Regions from separate parts of the Homo sapiens genome. Here region 2 is linked to region 1. Evidence: chromatin loops called from intact Hi-C (ENCODE). Cell type or tissue: heart right ventricle. All regions are shown on one strand. Links, peaks and the distances in the headings refer to the core of each region. The heading gives the core; the rest is flanking DNA.

The links. Hi-C counts contacts between places; a loop is a spot of excess contacts. Peaks named below come from ENCODE experiments on the same cell type or tissue, not always from the same donor. Only the 100,000 strongest peaks of a DNase experiment are listed, where the experiment ranks them.
Region 2: a loop joins it to region 1, with 2.3 times the contacts of the local background. A loop is called at or near these places in 8 of 110 quality-filtered maps.

The regions. Positions count from the first base shown.
Region 1 is chr18:13,260,053-13,271,167 of GRCh38, forward strand. The region is part of intron 1 of LDLRAD4 (low density lipoprotein receptor class A domain containing 4); the gene reads left to right. Among named protein-coding and RNA genes, the nearest start is that of C18orf15, 26 kb to the left of the region's middle. RefSeq lists enhancers at 2,630-3,568, 5,859-6,421 and a silencer at 8,318-8,612. In heart right ventricle, for the core only: no CTCF peak of the experiment used is centred there; DNase peaks (open chromatin) are centred at 4,249, 6,649, 8,219, 8,459 and 3 weaker places; H3K27ac peaks cover 4,454 bases.
Region 2 is chr18:13,310,724-13,321,838 of GRCh38, forward strand. The region is part of intron 2 of LDLRAD4 (low density lipoprotein receptor class A domain containing 4); the gene reads left to right. Among named protein-coding and RNA genes, the nearest start is that of C18orf15, 77 kb to the left of the region's middle. RefSeq lists enhancers at 8,089-8,590, 10,057-10,556. In heart right ventricle, for the core only: no CTCF peak of the experiment used is centred there; no DNase peak of the experiment used is centred there; H3K27ac peaks cover 1,252 bases.

The sequences.
Region 1 (11,115 bases), core at 1,177-9,176:
GAATATAGCAGGTAGATTTTGTAGGATAGTAGGTGCTAAGTTCAGGTCAGTTACTTCCCCTTAAATAGAGAAGACTCTAAGTGACATTTGGATAATCTCCTGAGAGCACACTGTAACTTCTATTGGAGGTCATTGCCTTGACCTCCTTATGCCCAGGGGCAGCTGAGTGCCCACTTGCCAAGGTGTGAGCAATGCGCCCTGTTCTGCTGTGAGCCTTCTTGGGACCCTGCATAGAGCCTGTTCCCTTCCACTCACTGCTGGCTGGTGTCTGTGGAACAGCCTTCCCTGGCCTTTTGGCGGCCCTGTCAGGGTCTGGAAATCTGGCTTTGTCTCAGAAATCTGGCTGCGGAAGATTTTCCTTTGTGTACTGTCATAAATGCCTTAAATGTATTAGGGTGCTTTGCAAATCTTTCTCTAATCCGTTTTGACAAATAGCTGAGTAGTATTGGTTTTATGTGAACTTGGCAAAATTTGCTCCCGTTCAGGGTGACTGGGGCATGTGACAATTAGTGGGAGGTGGCAGGATTCTTGAGTGTAGCATTTCTCTGACTCAGCCGACTATTTCCTTTTTCCTGTTGCTTTATTATTTATTGTTGCTATTCTTTCTGCCACCCTCTCCCTCCCTCCTTACAGATGTCTGTCTTTCCAGGACTGTCCTTGTATTTTTTTATCTTCTCTCGCATAGACATCTATGGCAGGTCCATCCTTGAATACCCACTGTTCCTTCCGGTGACTACCATGGTGTGGCAGCTCTAAGGGCAGGGAGCTCATCTCTGCTGAATGCAGCCCATTTTGTGGATGCCATGGCACCTAGAAACCAACTGGATGCAGTTGAATGTGCCTCCCTATGGCCTCCCTGGGCTGGGATTCAGAGCAGGGCTCACTTTTCTTCCATTTGTTGGGACTAATGTGTCTGAAGACACTGCCGGTGCCCCACCTGGTTCCCTCTTTTCCAGGTCAGGCAGCCCAGCTTGCTTTCCCCATCCCTCCTCTAATGCGTTCACAGCCCCCTCATTCCTCTCCTAGGTGATGGTGCTGTGGGCTTTCAGAGCTCAGCTACGATGGACTGTGTCTTAGCACAACAGGCGTGAGGAACTGATGAGGGCATTGGGAACGGTGAGGTGCTGGGGCACATTAGTCCTGGCTCCAGGGAATAGCAGAACTCTGCCCCTAACATTCCATTTACTGGTGGAAAAATAGACCAGCGGGTTCTTGCTGTTCTACTTGCTAGATGATAGATTTTCTTCATCTTGTTTACAAGAAAGAATGTGGTTTCTTAGCCAAGGACTTGATTTCTGGTTCCTGGTGAACAGTTTTCAGAGCACTCTGAGCCTCTTCATTTGTAGAAAGGGAACTTTGAGAAAATGCCCAGCACAGTGCCTGCCTGGGACAGAGCGATTTCAGCAAATGTTTACAGAAATCCCAGTTTAGTTCAAGTTGTGAGCTGAGAATCCTTGCTGTTGGTTTTAGGTTTCCAGCCTCAGGCCTTCAGAACCTTTGGGGGTTGTATCCCTAACCTCAGCCGTACCCTAGAGGCCAGGTCAGCAGAGTGAGTGATAAGCGCACTCGTTCCATCAACCGTGCGGTTAGAAACGTAGAGGTTGTCATTAGAAAGTGCAGTCTTTCTATCCTACTTTTGAATTTCAGGGAGGAGCTTCAGGATTTGTAAAGACTTCATCTATATTGAAGACTGCCCAAGAGTTATGGCTTACCCGGCTGCAGGCAGCATGCCACCTGTATGCAGTACCTGTGCTGTGTCTAAGGAGGAAGGGCGACTTGGTGGTGGGGGCGGGGGAGAGGCAGGACTGCGAGTGCCACCAGAGCTTGAGAGAGCAAAGAGGAACAGAGGAGATGGGGGTGGAGCTGTGCAGAGCAGGGCACATGTGCGGCTCTGTGTGTAGAAAATGAGTCCCGTGTGGCTCTGTGTGTGGAAACTGAGTCCCGTGGGGCTCTGTGCGTGGGGGCTGAGTCCCGTGTGGCTCTGTGCATGGAAACTGAGTCCCGTGCGGCTCTGTGCGTGGAAACTGAGTCCCGTGTGGCTCTGTGTGTGGAAACTGAGTCCCGTGCAGCTCTGTGCGTGGAAACTGAGTCCCGTGCGGCTCTGTGCGTGGGGGCTGAGTCCCGTGTGGCCCTGTGCATGGAAACTGAGTCCCGTGTGGCTCTGTGTGCCTGGGGGATGAGTCCTGTGTGGCTCTGTGTGTGTGGAAACTGAGTCCCGTGTGGCCCTGTGCGTGGAAACTGAGTCCCGTGTGGCTCTGTGTGTGTGGAAACTGAGTCCCGTGCGGCTCTGTGCGTGGGGGCTGAGTCCCGTGCGGCCCTGTGCGTGGAAACTGAGTCCCGTGTGGCTCTGTGCGTGGGGGCTGAGTCCCGTGTGGCCCTGTGCGTGGAAACTGAGTCCCGTGCGGCTCTGTGCGTGGGGGCTGAGTCCCGTGCGGCCCTGTGCGTGGAAACTGAGTCCCGTGCGGCCCTGTGCGTGGAAACTGAGTCCCGTGCGGCTCTGTGCGTGGAAACTGAGTCCCGTGCGGCTCCGTGCGTTGGGGCTGAGTCCCGTGCGGCCCTGTGCGTGGAAACTGAGTCCCGTGCGGCTCCGTGCGTTGGGGCTGAGTCCCGTGCGGCCCTGTGCGTGGAAACTGAGTCCCGTGCGGCCCTGTGTGTGGAAACTGAGTCCCGTGCGGCTCCGTGCGTTGGGGCTGAGTCCCGTGCGGCCCTGTGCGTGGGGGCTGAGTCCCGTGCGGCTCTGTGCGTGGAAACTGAGTCCCGTGCGGCTCCGTGCGTTGGGGCTGAGTCCCGTGCGGCTCCGTGCGTTGGGGCTGAGTCCCGTGCGGCCCTGTGCGTGGGGGCTGAGTCCCGTGCGGCCCTGTGCGTGGGGGCTGAGTCCCGTGCGGCCCTGTGCGTGGGGGCTGAGTCCCGTGCGGCTCTGTTTGTGGGGGTTGAGTCCCGTGCGGCTCCGTGCGTGGGGGCTGAGTCCCGTGCGGCTCTGTGTGCGTGGGGGCCGAGTCCCGTGCGGCTCTGTGTGCGTGGGGGCCGAGTCCCACGCTGCTCTGTTTGCGTGGAAACTGAGTCCTGTGCGGCTCTGTGCGTGGGGGCTGAGTCCCGTGTGGCTCTGTGTGCGTGGGGGCTGAGTCCCTTGTGGCTCCGTGCGTGGAAACTGAGTCCCGTGTGGCTCTGTGCGTGGGGGCTGAGTCCCGTGCGGCTCTGCGTGGAAACCGAATCCCATGCGGCTCTGTGTGTGGGGGCTGAGGCTGAGTCCCATGCGGCTCTGTGTGTGGAAACTGAGTCCCCTGTGGCTCTGTGTGTGGAGACTGCATCCTGTGCGACTCTATGTGTGGGGCTGAGTCCTGTGTGCCAGTCTTCCCATTGCCATCTCAGGGATCCTCAGGGCAGCCTGGTGAGGACAGTGAGGGCACGGGATTGCAGCTAACACACAGAGCTGTGCAGTGAGGCAGGCAGGAGCTTGCTTGGGAGAGAGGCAGGGGAGTCGAGGGGCACCTGGCACCTTATCTGGGCCAGCTGGCCTGGGTTCGAGTCCCAGCTCTGCCCATTGGCAGCCATGTGACCTTGGATGCTTCACTCAACCCTCCTGTGCCCGAATTTCTCCATCGATAAAAGGAAGATGTTGGTAATCGTATTACCCACCTCATGGGTTCTTATAAAGATGGAAAGAATAAGAATCAATCATGTTCCGAGCTTGAGACACAGCTGGCTGATTTTAAGTGTATGTTATGGTTAAAGTGAGGGAGTCGAGCTTGGACTGTGGACCACCTGACTGCATTGCTGTCCCTCTAAAGGTCATGATTGGGTGGTAACTGAACTTCAGCTTCTCCTGGATTCATAATCTTATTTCATTTCATAAAGTACAATCATACAGTCAACATGACTTTAGAATATTGGAGGAAACTTTCTATGTTCCTCAAGTACCATTTAATTAAAGAAAAAAAAAAGAATTTTGGATGAAACTAATATAACCCTGGGGTGGGCAAGTCTGTTGGGGGCATGGGAGGGGCTATGATGGAGCAGGGCAGGACACGACCCGGCCCTGTCCCCTCTGGTGGATTGGGCCCCACCTGTCCCTTTCCAGGCCCAGAGTTGAGCAGTTGGTTGAGTGGGTGGGTGGGTACCGTTTGAAAGAGCGAGTGGGGGCTGGTTGCGGGATGGACCTGAGTGGCTAGGATGGGTCCTTTGAGGAGGTGGCCCTGCCAGGCGGCTGCTTTACGTCAACGGCCAGTGAAGCTGGGGCTGCAGACCTGGAGGGCTTCCCAGCCCCGCCCCCGAGTTATCCTCAGAGCAGGCCTTGCTGCTCTTTCCAAAGGGTGTCTGCAGACCGTTAGACAGTTGCTTGGCCAATGTTCAACAGTGTGCAGGAAAATGCTTAGAAAGCCAGGAACGAATGGTTTCTGAAGTATTCACCATCATTCAATTCCACAGTGTCCCTTTATGAGTTTAGCTAATGGGGAGTTGACTTCTCTGTGTAGATATTCTGAGCCCGATTGCTTAGGTGATGGCATTCTTGGCAGGGAAGCCGCTAGCCTGTTTTTCGGAGTAGATGTTGTCCTGTGCTTCCTTCCCATGTGGGACTGCCATGCAGGTTGAAGACGGTTTTGTGCTTTTCTCTGCAAATGGCTGTTCTTTGGACTGTGTGAGGTGATTCTGCGTAGCCTCTCCCTTCTTCCAGGATTCTGAATCTGGATTGATTTTGTTGATGAAGCTTTCTGAGATGCATTGCTGAAAAGAGTAGTTGAAGAATGTGTCTGGAGAAAGCATATGGGTGCATTTCACAACTGTGCTGTTTCATAAAAGCGTTTCAAGTACAGTCTTCCCGAACCTGGAGGATTCGCAACTGGCCTATAAACAGACTCCAGTATTTCAAGGTTGAGGAAGACGTTGGCAAATTGATCTGTAAAATTATATAAGAGCTCTCTCTTTTCTTTTACCTGAGTTAAAGCTGAGTTGCCCAAGCCAGAACCTGGTGCTGTTCTGACCCCCTCCTGGCTCCCTGATCCATCCACTGTGTCGCCAAGGCCTGTGATTCTACCTTCTAAGTGTTTTCCACATGGCTCCTTTCCTCCCGCTGTGGTCACTGCCTTCAATTCTCAACATTTCTTGCCTGGACTTTTGCAACAGCCTCTGAACAGACTGCCCTGCCTCCAGCCTCTGCCGTCTCTCCCCTCCTCATATCCTTCCCTGCGCCTTCCAAACTCCTGGTCTAGGACCTCGTTCTGAGAACCGCCTTACCACCTAGTGGCAGGGCTGACCTGTCACTGCGTAGCTTTGAAGGTCAACGCCAAACTTACCTGTGTGGCCTGGACGGGGTCTCTGTCTCCAGCCCCCATTTCACTCAGTTCCTCCGGGGACACTCGAAGCCCTCCCCCTTCCCACTGTGCTGCCTGGAGCATGGCTTTCTCTGTCCTGCAGCACAAATGTCAGCTGCCCAGGTGAGCCCTTTTCTGGGCTCATCGCAATTTGTCAAAACGTGTGACAGGGATGAATAGCTCCATGCACCCAGGAGCAAGGCGTGCCACATCTCTTCATTTTTCTTGAGAAATAAATCTCCTTTGATCCCTGACTCACTGAGAAAGATGGGGTGGCTGATATCAGTCATCTGGGGACTGTCCTCCCCAGGCACGTTTCCGAGGACTTGTCACTCAGTCACACCTGGCCCCACTCCCCAGGGCTTCGTTGGCCATGGGTCCTGCTTGCCTGGTGCTGAGATCTTCTTCAAGGTCTGCTGAAGTCATCTCCTGTTGGGGTGGCCCTGGGACTCCACTCTGCTGCACACAGCTCAGGCCTCCAGGGGTCTTCCTCAGCCCCCTCCTCACTACTCCTGAGGTCTTTGCCCTCCCCTGGGTGGGTCCCTCTTCTCCTCCCACCCCTGAGCACTCAGCCTCCTCCTCACCCCCACGTGGATCTGCTCGATCTAGGTTTAGAGCTCTGGTTTTAAGCATCGATATGTTTAAGCATTATCTGGGGAGCTTGTTAAAAATACGGATTCCTGGACTCCACCCCAAGAGATTCTGACTCAGAAGCTTAGATGATGCCTGGCAGTGAACGTGTGTTTTAGCAAGAATGGCGGGCTCCTTGACACGGTTGTTCTGTAGTTTGGACAGTGAGTAGCACTCGCCCAGACCTTAAAAACAAAGGCTTTTTCGGGGCTTGTTTTTAGGGCTCCCCCGACTTCTTCCTGTGGACCCAGGAACACAGAAGATCATTTTGCTACAGAGTCCGCATAAGCCCTCTGCCCTCCAGCCCTGCATTCACAGCTAGCCTGGGAGCTCCTCGAGGGCAGGGCGTGGCTTCATTCCTCCTGCACAACTCCTGGTACCTCGCACTGGGTCCGTGGCCAGATGTGGGCAGGAGCAGTCTCGGGGACAACAGACACAGCCCGCTGAGGAAGGCACCCAACCCTGGGCTTGGCTTTCCTTTCCTTTCTGGCATGGGGCTCAGGTGTCCAGAGGCGGGAGGATTCCGAGGGTCTCTGGTGGCTGCCTTCTCCAGATTTGGGCTTGGACTGGGCACAGCTGGGAATCAGTTATGTTTTGTTTTGTTTTGAATTGGCATAGTGACCGTCTTAGGCAGAAGGCAGGCTGCCGCAGGGCCTCCACGCTCAGGCGCTGCCTGGCGATGGCTTCTCCGTGGAGGAGAGGGAACTGCTCTGAAGCAAGCCCAGCACCGCAGTCCTGGCCAGACCCGTGGGCAGATCCCTGGAGTCCTGTCCCCACACTACCCTTGGAGCTGCCTTCCGAGTGTAAGTTACAGTTTCAGTCACAGCCTCAGAGGTGGCAAGTCACTGACTAGGAAGAGAGTTGAAATGAACAGAATTCTGAGTAAGAGTAATACTAAGAGTTACAATTTTATGTTCCAGTGAGGTAGAAAATCTTTTACGTCGACTGAAGGCTAGATCTCCTTTCATGTGGAATCTCTTTGTGAAAGAACAGCATTTTCTGAGTTCACGCCTAGGTCTTGGTTAGAATCAACAGGGTAATGGTGGCAAGGGAGAGGTTTGTGAAAATATTCTCAGACTGCACTTGTGAATTATGAATGCGACTGCTAACATTGCTTTAGCAGTTCAGTGACACCTATCTTTGCAAAATGTACTTTCACTTGTAAGGGCCAAATAATTCTAATAGAAACATTTTTTGGTATGTAATTATGTAGATGTAGAGTGATACACTTTTTTTTTGCTGTGCACTTAAAAATTATCAAAGTAATGTTTGGAACGTCTGGAAACTCTACTTCTGATCACTGGTCAGTTTCACGCGTGTGTGTGTCTGTGTTGTATTGTTTTTAGTGTGTGCACACAGGCCTGCAGCCTTAGCAGTTACTGGAAGAGTGGTCTATCTCATTTATTTTAAAACCAGCATCACCCGTTCCACCTGTCACATGTGGTGGTGGAATTTGAGAAGAACGGGGACAGTTTGATCAGGATAGTGAAGCTGCCCAGGGGCATAGCCTGTGAATGCTAATTCACTTTCTGTAAACAACCTCTGCAGTGTTTGGTGTTTGCATGTATGAGATCAGCCGTCAGTTTTCGCTCAGATCCAGCTCCTGCTGCTGTCTAACTGAGATGAGCAAGCCTCACTTCAGACGTCGTGTGTAACCCAGCTACTTCATTTGTTCATTCTCATCTTTTGCTTTTCTGGAAGGTTTCAGCCAGAGGCTGGGGCCCCGCATTCTGGCTGGCTGATTGGAAATCACGCACATGTAAGGATTGTCCAGCAGCTTTCCTGGGGCCCCTGGTGACAGCTTGCATGCCATGAGAACTGGCACAGACTGTGAGTCACCCACTGTCCTTCCTGAGCTTTGACTTAAGGTAACATGGGCAGACCAATGCATTGTTTCTTTTTCTTTTAAAACAATTTTTTAGAGATGAGGCTTCACTATGTTGCCCAGGCTAGACTTGAACTCCTCACTTCAAGCGATCCTCCCACCTCCCCTCTGTAGTAGCTGGGACGACAACTACTACCCCCAGTGCACCTGGCTTGACACATTCTTTTTAGTCTTTTGAAACTCTTGTACTTTCCAAGATGTGCCTGGAGAGATATTTTCCTCTTAAGTTTAAGACTATAGTTTTCTACTGATTTCCTTTGTTTTCCTGTCCCAGGGCAGAATATTTTGTTCCTGTCGATGGACTGCAGATGGTGCCCACTCCGCCTCCCCTGCCAGTCTGTCCTGGACTCTCTATCCGTTTTCCTTAGTCTCAGTTCCTCCTTTACCCTCCTCCCCCCTCGGCTTGACTCTTCTCCCTGCTTCCCTCCCCTGTTGGGATTCTGGCCTAGTGGGAGATGGTTTCATCTGAGCATCTGAAAATATGGGGCTTCTTGGTCTTTATATGCACATCTGAGCATGCTACTGAAGGCAGAGGAAGGGAGATCTCTTAGGGAGTCAGCACATGCAAAATGCTGTGCCTTCAGACTGCCTCTGCTACCTCTTACAAGGAGCCTCACACCGCAGGCTGCCCTTTAGCTGTTCCCTTGGAATGCAGCCTTGTTAAGTCACTGCCAGCGTTTCCCCTCTTGGCGTCCCTTTCTCTTACCTAAGTTGTTAACTCCAGACTTCGCTGCTTTCTTAAAGGCTAAAGTAATGGGCAGAGTAAAACCCTGAAATGTTTAGAAGCTATGCAGTATTATATTGTAAACCTGTAAAAATTCTTAACAAAGTTAGTGGCTTGGAAAGATTTTCATGAGAACTTCAGCTAAAAGGCAGTAAAGTAAATGCCTTAAAATAACTAAACTTTGGCTTATAACAAGGCCATTGTTTGGCAGTGTCCACTTTTTAAAGACTTTCCAGAACTTGGAGGAGGAAATGATCCTGAGACAAAGTAGTGATTTAAAAAATGAAGACAGTAAATTAACATTGACATTATTCGCCAACAATTGATTTCTTGTCTTCCAACTTTTTACCCTGCATTCTGAATAAATTGGACCATGTGAGGAACTAGAAGATTAACTTTAGGGTTTTTGTTTGATTGAAATTGGTTTTGCAGAAGTGGAAATTTGGCAGCATGTATGGAAACCAGTAAATCAGTTTACAGTGTTCTGTGCTTCTTAGTTTATGAAACCCACAAGAATGAGGAAAGGCTGCATGTCTTTGAATGCGAGAGGGCTGAACTAATGTAGGGTTTGCCTTTTCTGGAAGTTTATTTTTACCCTTATTAATTTAGTAGCTTGTAGAGCAGCATGTCCAAACTTTAACTAGTTAATAGTGGCTCCCAAGCTGAGCAAGATTTCAATGCCAATGGTTATTTTTCAGTGGTCTCATAGAGAAAATACTGGGAAATATTCTAAGAATGGTGTAAAATGAAGAGGAACTTGGTAATTTTTTAAAACACTGGCTCAATGAAATGTAAGCAGCTGGCTTACACACAGTGACAATCTTTACAATCAGATATTGTGCTCTGAACTAGTGCTCTGATGAGGTAGTAGAAGCATGTCTCTATTTTCAATTAAAATGATCCGTTAATGTGGGAATATTTGGAGCATCTGTGTCTTTTCAAATGAACCGGGGTAGATGATCTTTTTTTTTTTTTCCTGAGGGGAAGCCCATTTGCGTGGTGGCTTCTGCTGGTAGCATCCGTGCCTGTTTCCCAGCCTGCTGGGGCCCTAGCGAGCTGTCCGACGTCATGTGCTCACACTTGGAGTCAGTCTGAGTCGGCAGTGTGGGAGTTCCTTCCAGAGAGATGTGTTCTTTTCATCTTGAATGGTTCATAGGTTTCTGCAGCAGGCATGGTCTCATTCTCAAACTCAGTGTCCTCACAGCCTTCTTCGACCCCTTCCTCCTGGTATCCCCTTGGATGTTCTGTCCTCCATCCTCCCATGTGGCCCTGTCCGTCACCTGACATCCATGTTAACATGCTTATGGGTATCACTCGAATAGCTGCCTTCACAGCAGGCTCTTGCTGCTGTGGATTTGAACAAGTATTTGTAGAGGAGTCAAGGCAGGCTACCTTGATCTGCAAACACACCAGGGCTGTCTAGAGCCGTGTCACTGGACCGCTGTGCTGGTGTCTCCTGGGGGCTTGCTAGAAATGTGGAGGCTGGGCATGGTGGCTCACATCTGACATCTTAGCACTTTGAGAGGCCAAGGTGGGATGATCTCTTGATCCCAGGAGTTTGAGACCAGGCTGGGCAACACAGCAAGATCCTGATTGTACAAAAATTTTAAAAATTAGCTGGGCCTGGTGGCGTGCCTACCTGTGATCACAGCTGCATGGGAGGCTGAGGTGGGAGGATCACTTGCACCCAGGAAGCAGAGCCTGCTATGAGCTGTGATGGCTTCACTGTAATCTAGCCTGGGTGACTCTGTCTCTTAAAAAAAAAAAAAGAAAAGGAAAAAAAGAAAAGGAAATGTAGAACCTTGGGGCTCACTACAGATGTGTAGAGTCTGAATTGGCCGGGTCGAGAGGGCAAAGTATGCTCGTTCCAGGCCTATTTGCATTACCGCGTACAAGTGTATCACAGCACTGGAAGCCAAGGCAAAGGTACTTTAGCAGTAGAATGTGTTTTCATTAAGTTATTTCAGAGTACTGGATCCAGGACTTTATTTGCAAAGTTTATGCGTAGATGATACAGATGGGGTGAGTTCTGTTTGGCTAGAGCGGAATGCAGTTAGCTGCTTTCTGCTTTCTGGACCCTGCATGGTTGTGCTGCGAGGGATCCTTCCTCAGGGCGTCGGCAGGTTCCACTGGGAGGCTAGAACTCTGCAGGAGCGGAGACCACAGCCAGCACTAAAGAAGTGATCTCTGACAGAAGGGAAGAGAAAATGTATTTCAAATAATGAGACTAAGTATTGTTTTTAGAAATTAAAAAGTTATACATGTGATATGTATGTGTGTGTGTATTTAAATACCACAACCCAGAGTGTGTTTGTGTACATATGTATTTGGATATTATCTGTGTATATATGCATACATGTGTACATATTGCATTTGAAATGTGTGAAAGTACACAGTGACTACTACTATGGGGGATTTACAGAGGAAAGATCAAACATAGTTTAATGGAGGAGAACGACCAATAATATATGTTTATTATTGGCTCAGTTTACCTAAACAACAACTAAACACATACACCAGTGAGCAGTAAACATTTTGCCATTCAGAAATGCTGGGAAATAGGGTGT
Region 2 (11,115 bases), core at 1,236-9,235, 51 kb after region 1:
TTGAGCATCAGTTTGGTTGTGTGCTTTGTCATGTTTTGGCTTATCTCATTTACTGTAGATCATCTGAGATTAAATCCATAAATTAATGTATTTATTTTTCCTTATTCTTATATTTTACTTGAGAAATTTTGCAGAGTCAGACTTTTGCTAAGGAGATGATTTGACATGTTGGAAAGATGCAGATTCTGGATCCAGAGAGACGTAAGTTCAATCCCTGTTACATCCGCTAGCATTTCTGTAGCCTTAGGTATATTACATAACTCACAGAGTCTCAGCTCCCTCCTCTGTAAAATGCAGAAAGTGATACCTCCCTCAAAGGGCAGATAAAGGATAAGGGCAAATAAAAACTCTATTGTTGGGGAAGACAGAGGATGGATATGGCCTTTCCTATCTTATATTTCAGATCCATTCATTCATCTGTCCATTCAGCTGTTGAGTCCATGAGAGCTTACTGGGTGCTTCTGAGTACCAGGACATGTAATGGGTGGGACACAAACACAAATAAGACCCCATCCCACCCTCAAAAAGCCAGACAGGGACTGACTTCAGTCTTTGTCAGGGGTGGATGGTGGGTGCAACAGAGCCCACTCAGGCCTCCTGGCACCTGCCTACCGATCCACCCTCATGTGAAAGAGTCTTTGTGCATCCTGGTGGCGGTGTTGCGGGTGGCAGGAAGCTCTGATGGCCCTCCGGGCTTGGCTTCTGCCACACTCCCAGGGACTGCTAAGGAGTCGCTTTCCAGCCGTGGGTGACACTGCTGGACACCTCTCAGAGTGTCCTCTGAGGATGAGTGTCATCCTCAGAACGCCGGCCACACTGGGCAATGTTTCCAGCTGGTTGTCGCCATGTTCTCAGGGGATATTTCGTAGAGGTCTTTAAATGCTAAAGCATTGGGCATTGTGACAGCTGGCGATGCTGCTGGCACTGTGCTCTTGAGGGAAGGCGGGCCTGGATGTGGAGGGTATGCCCAAAGGCCTGAGTCCGGAAAGGAGTTCTGCATTTCCATGCCGCCTGTGGCTCACCTGGAAAATAAAAACCTGTAGGAATAGTTACAGGCTGAGCATCACTAAGCTGAGAATCTGAAATCCCAAACACCCTCAAATCTGAAACTTTTTTTTTTTTTTTTGAGACGGAGTCTTGCTCTGTTGCCCAGGCTGGAGTGCAGTGGTGCGATCTTGGCTCACTGCAAGCCTCCCCTCCCGGGTTCACGCCATTCTCCTGCCTCAGCCTCCCGAGTAGCTGGGACTACAGGCGCCCACCACCACACCCGGCTATTTTTTCTTTTGTATTTTTAGTAGAGACGGGGTTTCACCGTGTTAGCCAGGATGGTTTTGATCTCCTGACCTCAAGATCCGCCCGCCTCGGCCTCCCAAAGTGCTAGGATTACAGGCATGAGCCACCGTGCCCGGCCAAATCTGAAACTTTTTGAGTGCTGACTGCAAGTGGAGAATTCCACAGCTGACCATGGTGCCGGGTGGCAGTTTAAACTTCATTTCATGCACACAATCATTAATAATATTGTATAAAATTATATGTGTAAGGTGTATGTGAAACATAAATGAATTTTCTGTTTAGGCTTCTGCCTCATCCTGAAGATATCTCATTATGTACATGCAGATATTCCAAAATCTGAAAAAATCCAAAATTCAAAATGCTTCTTGTCCCAAGCATTTCAAATAATGATATTCAACCTGTATATACTTAAAGGACCACAGGAAGGCATCATTAACAAAACAAGTTGAGGGCCAGGCGCAGTGGCTCACACATCAAAACTTCAGGATGCTAAGGCGGGAGTACCACTTGAGGCCAGGAGTTTGAGATCAGCCTGGGTAACATAAAGAGACCCCATCCCTACAAAATGTACAGAAATTAGCCTGGTATGATGACATGTGTCTGTAGTCCTAGCTACTGAGGAGGCTGAGGCAGAAGGATTGCTTGAGTCTAGAAGTTCCAGACTGTAGTGAGCTGTGATCGCACCACCGCACTCCAGCCTGGGCAACAGAGTGAGATCCTGTCTATAAAAAAAAGGAAAGAAACAAAAATACACACAAAACTGAGTTCAAGGTTAAATATAATACTACGCATTTTTCCTCTTGAAAGTATATGAATGAGATACCTTAAATAATCATAGCGAAACCACTTGGGAAAACTCTTCCTAAGCTTCAGTTGCATTATATGTTCTCTGTGATGTTTTCTGACCCACCTGGACTTTGAAAAGATGGTAAAATATTGTAAAAATAACACGGCTCTGTTTGTGCGTGCTTTCCATTTTTCTTCTTTACCTTTTGCCTGGTCACTGACTTCGTTAAGGGGAGGATGGGCTGCTGTGCGTGCTGTGTGGCTTGATGTTTGTAAGGATTTTTGCAGGTCACATGCTAAAGAGGGTCCCACACTTCATAGAATTTTGGGCGGCTAGAAGGATCTGTTATTTGTACGTGTTCTGTTATCTCTAGTCTTTGGAAAGAAGGGCAGGCTTGCAAACTTTTTGTGTCCTTATTTGCAGAGTCCTATTTGAGTTGGCGTTGTGCACGTGACCTATGCCTGACCTGCTTGGATTAGGACGCCAGCCTAGGTTAGCCCCATGGCAGAGGCTGAGGTGTTATTCCCTAGCTCTGACTGCAAGAAACCAATTCCTTCCCCACAGCCCACTCACACAGAGCACACTAAGTTTTCCCATACCTTGGCTGTGTAGACAAGGGCTTCAAGAACCATTCAGACGTGCCCTTGAACACTTCTTCCTGTTGCAAGAGCGTGCAAGCTTGAGTCGTTTTTATCTCTGGTGAACCCGGTTTCCCGTGGTAAACAGTTGTTTTAAGCACTAGCCCACAACCCAGAGCTTCAGAACTGCCTTCCCCCGCCACCGTCCCCCGCACGGGGAACTCAAGTTAGGCTTCTTGGCCCTTACGTGTGGATGTCATTTGAACAAGAACGTTTTGCACCTATTGATGTACTGCGTTTAATTGTACTTAGCTGTTTTCTTAGATCTTTTTCTCTGTGAAATCATAGGGACTTTGAGGACAGTGACGGTTTCTGCCTTTGTTCCCTACACCTGCAAAACATGTACCTGTGCCTTGTGAAAATCCAGCCAACAGCCGTGTGCGGGGGGGTGCCCACGCATCTCCTTGATGACATATTTTAGCGTTTGGATTAAGGAGAGTAGTTTGTTTGGTTTTTATTTTTATTTTTATTTTTTGCAGTTTATGTGTTGTGATGTCAGAAAGAGAGGGAAGTAGAAGAAAGCATTATTATTTTATTGCAATTAGATGTGACCGCAACACATTTTTCCCTGATCTCAGCACATGCCTTACTGATACTGCGTGAAGAGATTTAGTGCAGCCAGTGTTTAAATATCGGTTTCTAAATGGTTGGTATCAGGTGAAGAAGCAACACCTTCAAGTAATTTTGGTAATGAGTTTGGCAATCAGTGGGGCCCGAGGGGAGATAACTTAGTACGATTTATGGTGATTTTGGCATGTTTCCTAATGGCTCTGGATTTCTCAGTTACAAAGTGGTAAATCAGAAAGGAGACTTTAAAAGAGGCAATTTTGTTCTGATTTAGTGGAATATTTTACAAATAAGAAGTAACAAAGTTCTGTGAGTTATTTTCTGGAAAAATTGTGACTTATGTTTTTAGATTGTTAACTTGTGTCAAATAATTTATTGAAAAAGCGATTTCTTAATGTTAACATTTTTCTGTGATGTGGCTGCATGTACAGGCACACCTTGGAGATGTTGTGGAATACCCTGTAGACCGACATTCCCACGCAGTGATCTTGAAAAGCTGGACAGAGTACAAAAGAAAGGTGGCCAACACTGGAGGGACCAGGTCCTGAAGAGGAGGGAAGCTCATGGGCTGAACGCAGTGTTCTGTGATGCTTTTCCTCTTGAGATGTTTGCTGGCTCATAAGGGGCATGGAGCTGGATAGGTGAAGAACAAAACAGAAAGTGGTGTCCAGAAAACTAGGACCATGCATGGAGCTTGTGGCAGTCTTGTAGGGCTGGGAGACAAAACGTAGAGTTTTAGCTACAAAGGCTGTGTGAGTGTAAGAGACCGAGATCCTGGGGAGAAGGGAAAATATTAAGGTGAGCCTAGTAATCTGCACTTGTGTTCTCCTCAAGGCATTTGCTGATGTGTTAGCTCAGAGGCTATGAGAAGGGAAAGCTATTATTATTATTGTTGTTGTTGTTGTAGAGATGTTCTCGTACGTTGCCCAGGCTGGCCTCAAGGGATCCTCCTGCCTTGGCCTTCCAGAATGCTGGGATAACAGATGAGAATTACCACACCCAGCCAGAAGGCTATTCTTAAAGACTAGGGGAACCAAAACTTGGAGTTCAGGGCATGCCAAGGAGGAGGAGCCCTGGAAAGCACCTAGACTTCCTGTTAGGTCCTGACCCCAACCTAGGAATAAGAGTAAACCTGAAATAGTTTAGCCTTCACAAAAGACCGGGACTCAGCCTTGAACCCACTCAGTTCAGAGAGGATTATGGCACCCTGCCCTGCTCTGCCTGCCAGAAACCAGAGTCAGCGCTCTCTGAAGGATGATAACATTGGCCAGGGCCTCCAGTTCTCCTGTTAGTTTGTAATACACAGTGTTTGGTTTTCAATAAAAAATTAAGGTCCAAATGATTAAAAGATGAAGGAGAAAGAGTAAAAGCCAACAATGGAAACAGCAACAGGTGATGTAGTTTTTGGACTAATGAGATACAGATTTTAAAAGCATCATCATTAATATATTCAAGAAAGTAGAGGACAAGATGGAGAATTGCACAAATAAAATGGAATGTATAGGCCAGGCGTGGTGGCTCACACCAGCACTTTGGGAGGCCGAGGCGGGAGGATCACCTGAGGTCGGGAGTTCAAGACCAGCCTGACCAACATGGAGAAACTCCATCTCTACTAAAAATACAAAATTAGCCAGGTGTGGTGGCACACGTCTGTAATCCCAGCTACTTGGGAGGCTGAGGCAGGAGAATGGCTTGAACCTGGGAGTTGGAGGTTGTGGTGAGCTGAGATCATGCCATTGCACTCCAGCCTGGGCAACAAGAGTGAAACTCCGTCTAAAAAAAAAAAAAAAAAAGAATGTATAAAACTGGACTTAAATGGAAATTCTGGGAATGAAAAATACAATAAATGAAATGAAGAATTAAATATAAATTGGATAGCAGATTGCACATAGGAGAGTGAACTCTGCACTGTAGATTGACAGAAAATATCCAGAGTGAGGCATAGAGAAGAAAAGAATGAAAAAATAGAGGAAAGAGCATGAGAGCCACGGAGATGTGGAGAAAAGGCCCAGCGTGCAAAGGTGAGGGACGGTGAGAGGAGAGAGATGGGGGTGCCAGCAGGATTTGAAGTGATACTGGCTGAGAAGTATCCCAAACTCTGTCAGACATGAAGCCATAAATTCAAGAAACTTTACAAACTCCAAACATGGCAAATACACAGAGAACCACACCTGACATGTCACTGCAAAACTAGAACACAAGGCAATGTGGAAATGTAGATGGAGCTGGAGGTGCATCTGAGTGAAAGGACAGCTCTACGGCTGACAGCTGACTTTTCCACAGAGATCATAGAAATCAGATGACGATGAAATGACAGTCTTTAAAGTGGAGAAAGTAACTCTTTTCCTAGAATTCTATTCAAAAATGAAGGCCACCAAAGGGCATTTTCAGACAAACGGAATCAGACAGAACTTGTCACCAGAAGAACTATAGTAGAAGAAATTATTAGGGAAATTCTTCAGGCGGAAGGATAAAGGGTCCTGATGGAAGCATGGGAATGTAGGAGGGAATGCAGAGCCACGTAAACAGCAAAGCCACGGGTGGTTCTGAGTGGACAGCGACTACCTGTCACCAGCAAGTCACAGCAGTGCCTTGTGGGGTGTGATGTGCAGGCAGAATTAAAACACATGATGGTAACAGCCTTGAGGGTGGACGTGGAGGGTGGGTGCTGCTGTTGTTAGGGAAGCTGTTGGAGAACTAATTTCTCTTGGGAACTAGTGAGTTAGGACACATGTTACAATCTCCAAAGTAACCACTAAAATACTAATAATGCATGATGCATGTGGTGACAGAGGAGGGAAAACTGAACCGATAAGAAGTACTCAGTGAATCCAAAAGAAAGTAAGAAGGGAGAGATGTACAAACCAAACAGATGGGATAAATAGAAAACAGATAGCAACATGGTCAGTTTTCACTCAAACACTTCATAATTACATAAAATGCAACTGAACTAAATATGCCAGTTAATACCGAGATTGTCAAACTGAATATTTAAAAAATTGCTGCTTACGATAGACGTGCTTAGATGAAGGAATCCAGAAGGCACGATAGTGAAAGGAGGGAGAAGGATGCCCGGTGCACACACTAGCCATAAGGAAGCTGGTGCACCAATGTCAGGTGAAGCAGACATCAAAGCATCGGGCATTGCCAAAGATAGCAGCTTCTCACAGTGGTAACAGGTGAATTCCCAAGGATGATAGTTTACTGTAAAGGCAGGGTCTATAGCCACAAAAAAGATATTTCTTAAATTGCCCCTACACGTATCCTAAGCTCTCAGGGATAGCTTCAACCTGTAGAGACTCCCAGTTTCTTTAGCCCGAAGCCTAAGGTACACATCCCCAAAGCAATTTGGATGGAAGATCCTGACCTGCTCAGCTATTCAGATGATTTTTTTACTGAAAGAGTATTTCATTTTTGTCTCAATTCATTTTGATGGACTTACAGATAAGATTTCTTCACTAGAAGGCATTCATCACTTAAAAAATTAATATTTGAAATTGGTTATCCTTTATCTTTTTAATAAATTGAACAATTAGGATTGGTAGAACAATGGTACACCTGTCTATTTTCCGTGGGTGCCACTGGGAAGACCTTACAGTATTGTTGAAGTGTATCTGTTGAACCTGGCAACATTCAAGGCAGGCTGAGTTAAAGAAAGCACGTCACAAGACAGTATGTGCACTGTGATCCCACTTCAGTTAAAAATGTGTATGTTTATATTCATATAGAGAAAAGTCTGGAAGAATAACCCAAAATATAAGTAATGTTTCTGTCTGAGTGGTGGGATTATGGGTGATTTTATCTTCTCTGTTTATTTCTATTTTTGTATTTTCTCCAATGAACGTTTGTTACTCCTATAATAAAAATAAAAGCCATTTAAGAAAAAATTTTTTATCATATGACACCAACTGTTTCTACTAGAGGAATCTATGTCTTCTTTTAATCTTTATCAGTGTACACAGTTGAATTTCACATTATGTTAAATATTTGTCTCTCTGTGTCATCTGGAATAGAATTTTCTGCATTACCGTGTGGTTGAGTATACATCTGCCACTCGTCCGGTCCCTCGCTTCCTGTCCTTGTGAAGTCACTGTTCCCTGAGTGTTGTCAGCACTGGGAGGGTTCAGCGCAGGGGTCCCTTCAAGGCAGGACCGCTCACCTGGAGCTTCCGGCTTTCCCTGCGCACCACTGCCTCCTTCCCCTGCTGCCTGTGGCCATCGCTGATTTCTGGGGATGGAGCTTTAATTCATAGTGAAATCTTTTTTTTTTTTGAGACAGAGTCTCCCTCTGTCGCCCAGGCTGGAGTGCGGTGGCATGATCTCAGTTCACTGCAACCTCCGCCTCCCGAGTTCAAGCGATTCTCGTGCCTCAGCCTCCTGAGTAGCTGGGACTACAGGTGCATGCCACCACACCCGGCTAATTTTTGTATTTTTAGTAGAGACGGGGTTTTACCATACTGGTCAGGCTGGTCTCGAATTCCTGACCTCAGGAGATTTACCTGCCTTAGCCTCCCAAAATGCTGGGATTCATAGTGAATCTTAAGTGTGACCTCATAAAATAGAATAAATGCCCATCCATAAGACTAAAATTTCTTGTGTTTTTCTCCTTCTGAGTTTAAAATGGCACTGGATGACAAATGGAAAGCTTGATGCTGCTCTTAATGTGCCGCTAGGCATTCCGGGGATTTCAAAGCCAGTGGACGGGAGGTGGCCTCTGCCAGTGTCTGTCTGGTGTCTGTCTGTGTCACTGTGGTGCTGCCTGGGCCACAGACCTAGGCAGGACCCTGGGTGATGGAGCTCCTGTCTGGTGGGTGTGTGTGGGCAGTGCTGTTCCTGTCCACGTTAGAAAAGCCCTCTTACTTTACACTGAGTCATGCTCCCTCTCCACCACGGACCGCAGTCCCCTTCCCTAGTGACTCGCTGTCCCCTTCCTTTGTTGCGCAGCTTTCTGGCTTTAAATGAGGAGAGCTTAAGAATGGATGGGGAGCTCAGCACTCACAGTAACTGTTGGTGAACTCAGGGCCTGCTACGTCTGGAACACATCAAGCCATTTAGTGGGTGAGGTCATTCACTGTTTTTAAATGCTGCTGCAGCTCTTATTTCTCATGAAGCCCTTTATACCTATTAAATACTTCATAGTATTGATTAACTTAGCTGCTGCTCCTCTCTGTCATGGCACCTTTTGCTCATGTGGACTTTATGGTGCAGAAACACGAATCGATTGTCGTAATGAACAACACCCCTCTGAAGTGGCCACGGCGGGTATGATTCGTCCCAGTTCACGGGCGAGTAACAGAGGTGCGCAGTGGCGGGGCAGCTGGCCCAGGTCGTGCAGCTGCTGTGCGTGAGCCAGCTCGCTCCTGAGTTTCCTTTTGTTTGACAGCATTTTGTTTACAGACACCACACCAATCCTTGGTCTTGGATACATCAGAAAAGTTGGAGTTCTAGAGGTGGGTGGAGGCAGGACTTGTACCCTCTCCCTGCAGCAAAGACAAATTCATTAAGCATTTGGAACACTTGTTAAGTTCAGTTTGTCTCTCTCTAAAAGTTATCACTAGATGACTCTCTCATTTTTGTGTGTGCGTGTTTTAGATTTGCCTGTAACTTACGACCAGGGATACTGGCTTTCTATTTATGGTAGTAATAGCAGTTCTCCTTTTAAATAAACTTATTTTCAGCCAAAAGAGTGATTAGGTCTATCAAAAAATGATAAGGAAATAAACAGTACAGATCGTCTATATTTATGGCAAAAACCATGAAAAGGGCATTCCAGGGGCTGAATTTTGGAAACCCCGCATGAGATGACCTTTGAGGTCAATATTTCCGGGAACAGTTGCCTCATAGCTCTGAGACTTACGATTTAAAGCTCAGGTCATGAGACATTACTTGAGGCCACTATGTCTCATTTCTATTATAATTTTTATAATAAATGATTCCTTGACTGATATACCCAAGGGAAGAAAGGATGAAAAACCAAAACCAAAAAACTATGTGTGGCCTATTCACAGAGTATAAAAAATTATGTTTTGAGTTGAAAACAGTGTTGTCTGCATTGTTGCAGGAATCATAGTTGACTCCATCCTGAGATTTCAACTTTAGGATGAGATAACATATTTTATTGCATATCTGATCATAAGATCTTCTGTAGTTTTATACATCGTTTCTGTTTACAAGAGAGAATGCTGCGCCTCTGAGGGAAAAGAATCATTCGCAAGTCTTTTAGCTGCATCTCTGACTTGGCGAATCCTGCTTTCAAGATTGCATTAGTCGTATTAGGTGACTGACACTGTGAAGTCCTGTGTTGACGTAATCTGTTGCCTTTTCTTTATTTTTACGTTTCCGCTGCCTCTCATCTAGGAAGGAGCCTTATGAATGAACACATTGAAAAGTCATCCTTTAATTGAGGGAAGAGACTACTTTTAACCCTGTCTGAGCCTGCTGCTCTCCCCCTGGGACTGCAGTGACCAGTGCTCTCAAACTGCTTGGCATAATTCCTTATGGAAGAGTGAATCCCCTCTGATAGAGGGTAATCCTGACTTTGTTTGAATTCTTCCAGTAACAGAGAGCTCAGCCTGTAAGAAGGTGGCCCAAGTTGCTTTCTGGACACTTGTAGTTTTAGAAGCATCTTCTGTCCTGTGACGGTGAGGAAGGTCACTGCAGTCCCCAACAGTGAGGCTCAGCACAGGCTGTGGGAATCCCGCTGCCAGGTGCAATGGCAGGGTGGAGCCGGGGAGCAATGGGGCAACTCTACGTTTGAGTAACGTGTGACGTGTTGACCTCATTGTTCCCTGAGTGTCACAAATGCCCATGGCATCTGGTAGACCGTGTTCAAGTTTAATTCAGGAGTTCAAAGCCTAACAGGATTGTTGTCATTCCCTCCCAGTGGGACCCTCCAGAAGGTGGCTCCTCTCCGTGACTGGACATAACAAGCCACGCCTGTGTCTGCAGGTGGGGAAAAGTAAATTGGAGGCCAGGCATGAATGCACTGTTTCAGTGAGCCCTAGTGAGTTCAGTGTGGAGAGCGTAGTTGGAGATACTTGGTTTTGCAGCTCCCCCGCCCTCTTGTGTTGATGAAGGCAGCAAGCAGAGGTGGTTAACTTCGGCCCGAGCATGCTGCAGGACTCCGAGAGACTGGCTCCCTGGGTCTTCTCTGGCCCAGCAGACAGGCTGCCTGCTGCAGACAGGCCGGTCTCCTGCCCCTACCCGCCGTCTGCACACTCAGCCCTGCATCTCCCCCAGAGGCCTATGCGCGGTTTGGCTGCCCGGCCAGGTTCCTCCTGAACATTATGAGTCTGTGATTTCAGATGTAGCTGCAAACGTTTCCAAAGCCTATCTCTGGGCCTATCGCCGTGTGATGTTTTAAAACCATAGTTTATTTGGCTTTTTGTGGCTATTTAATTCTCTTCGGGACTCATTCATCTCCCTCAAATTTTAAGTGGTTGTTTACAGCTCTGAATTATTTTCTTTGTGTCCTCTTGTTTCTAGTCTTTCCCATTCAATTTTACAGCTATCAGGTTTGGATAATTAGAATGGAGATTCTTCTTCCAAAAATAAGGTATTAAGAATAAACACACAAGGCTGGGCGTGGTGACTCACGCCTGTAATCCCAGCACTTTGGGAGGTCGAGGCGGGTGGATCACCTGAGATCAGGAGTTTGACCTGGCCAACATGGTGAAACCCCATCTCTACTAAAAATGCAAAAATTAGCCGTTGTGTGGTGATGTGTGCCTGTAATTTCAGCTGCTCGGGAGGCTGAGGCAGGACAATTGCTGGAACCAGGGAGGCAGAGGTTGCAGTGAGCCGAGATCGCGCCATTGCACTCCAGCCCAGG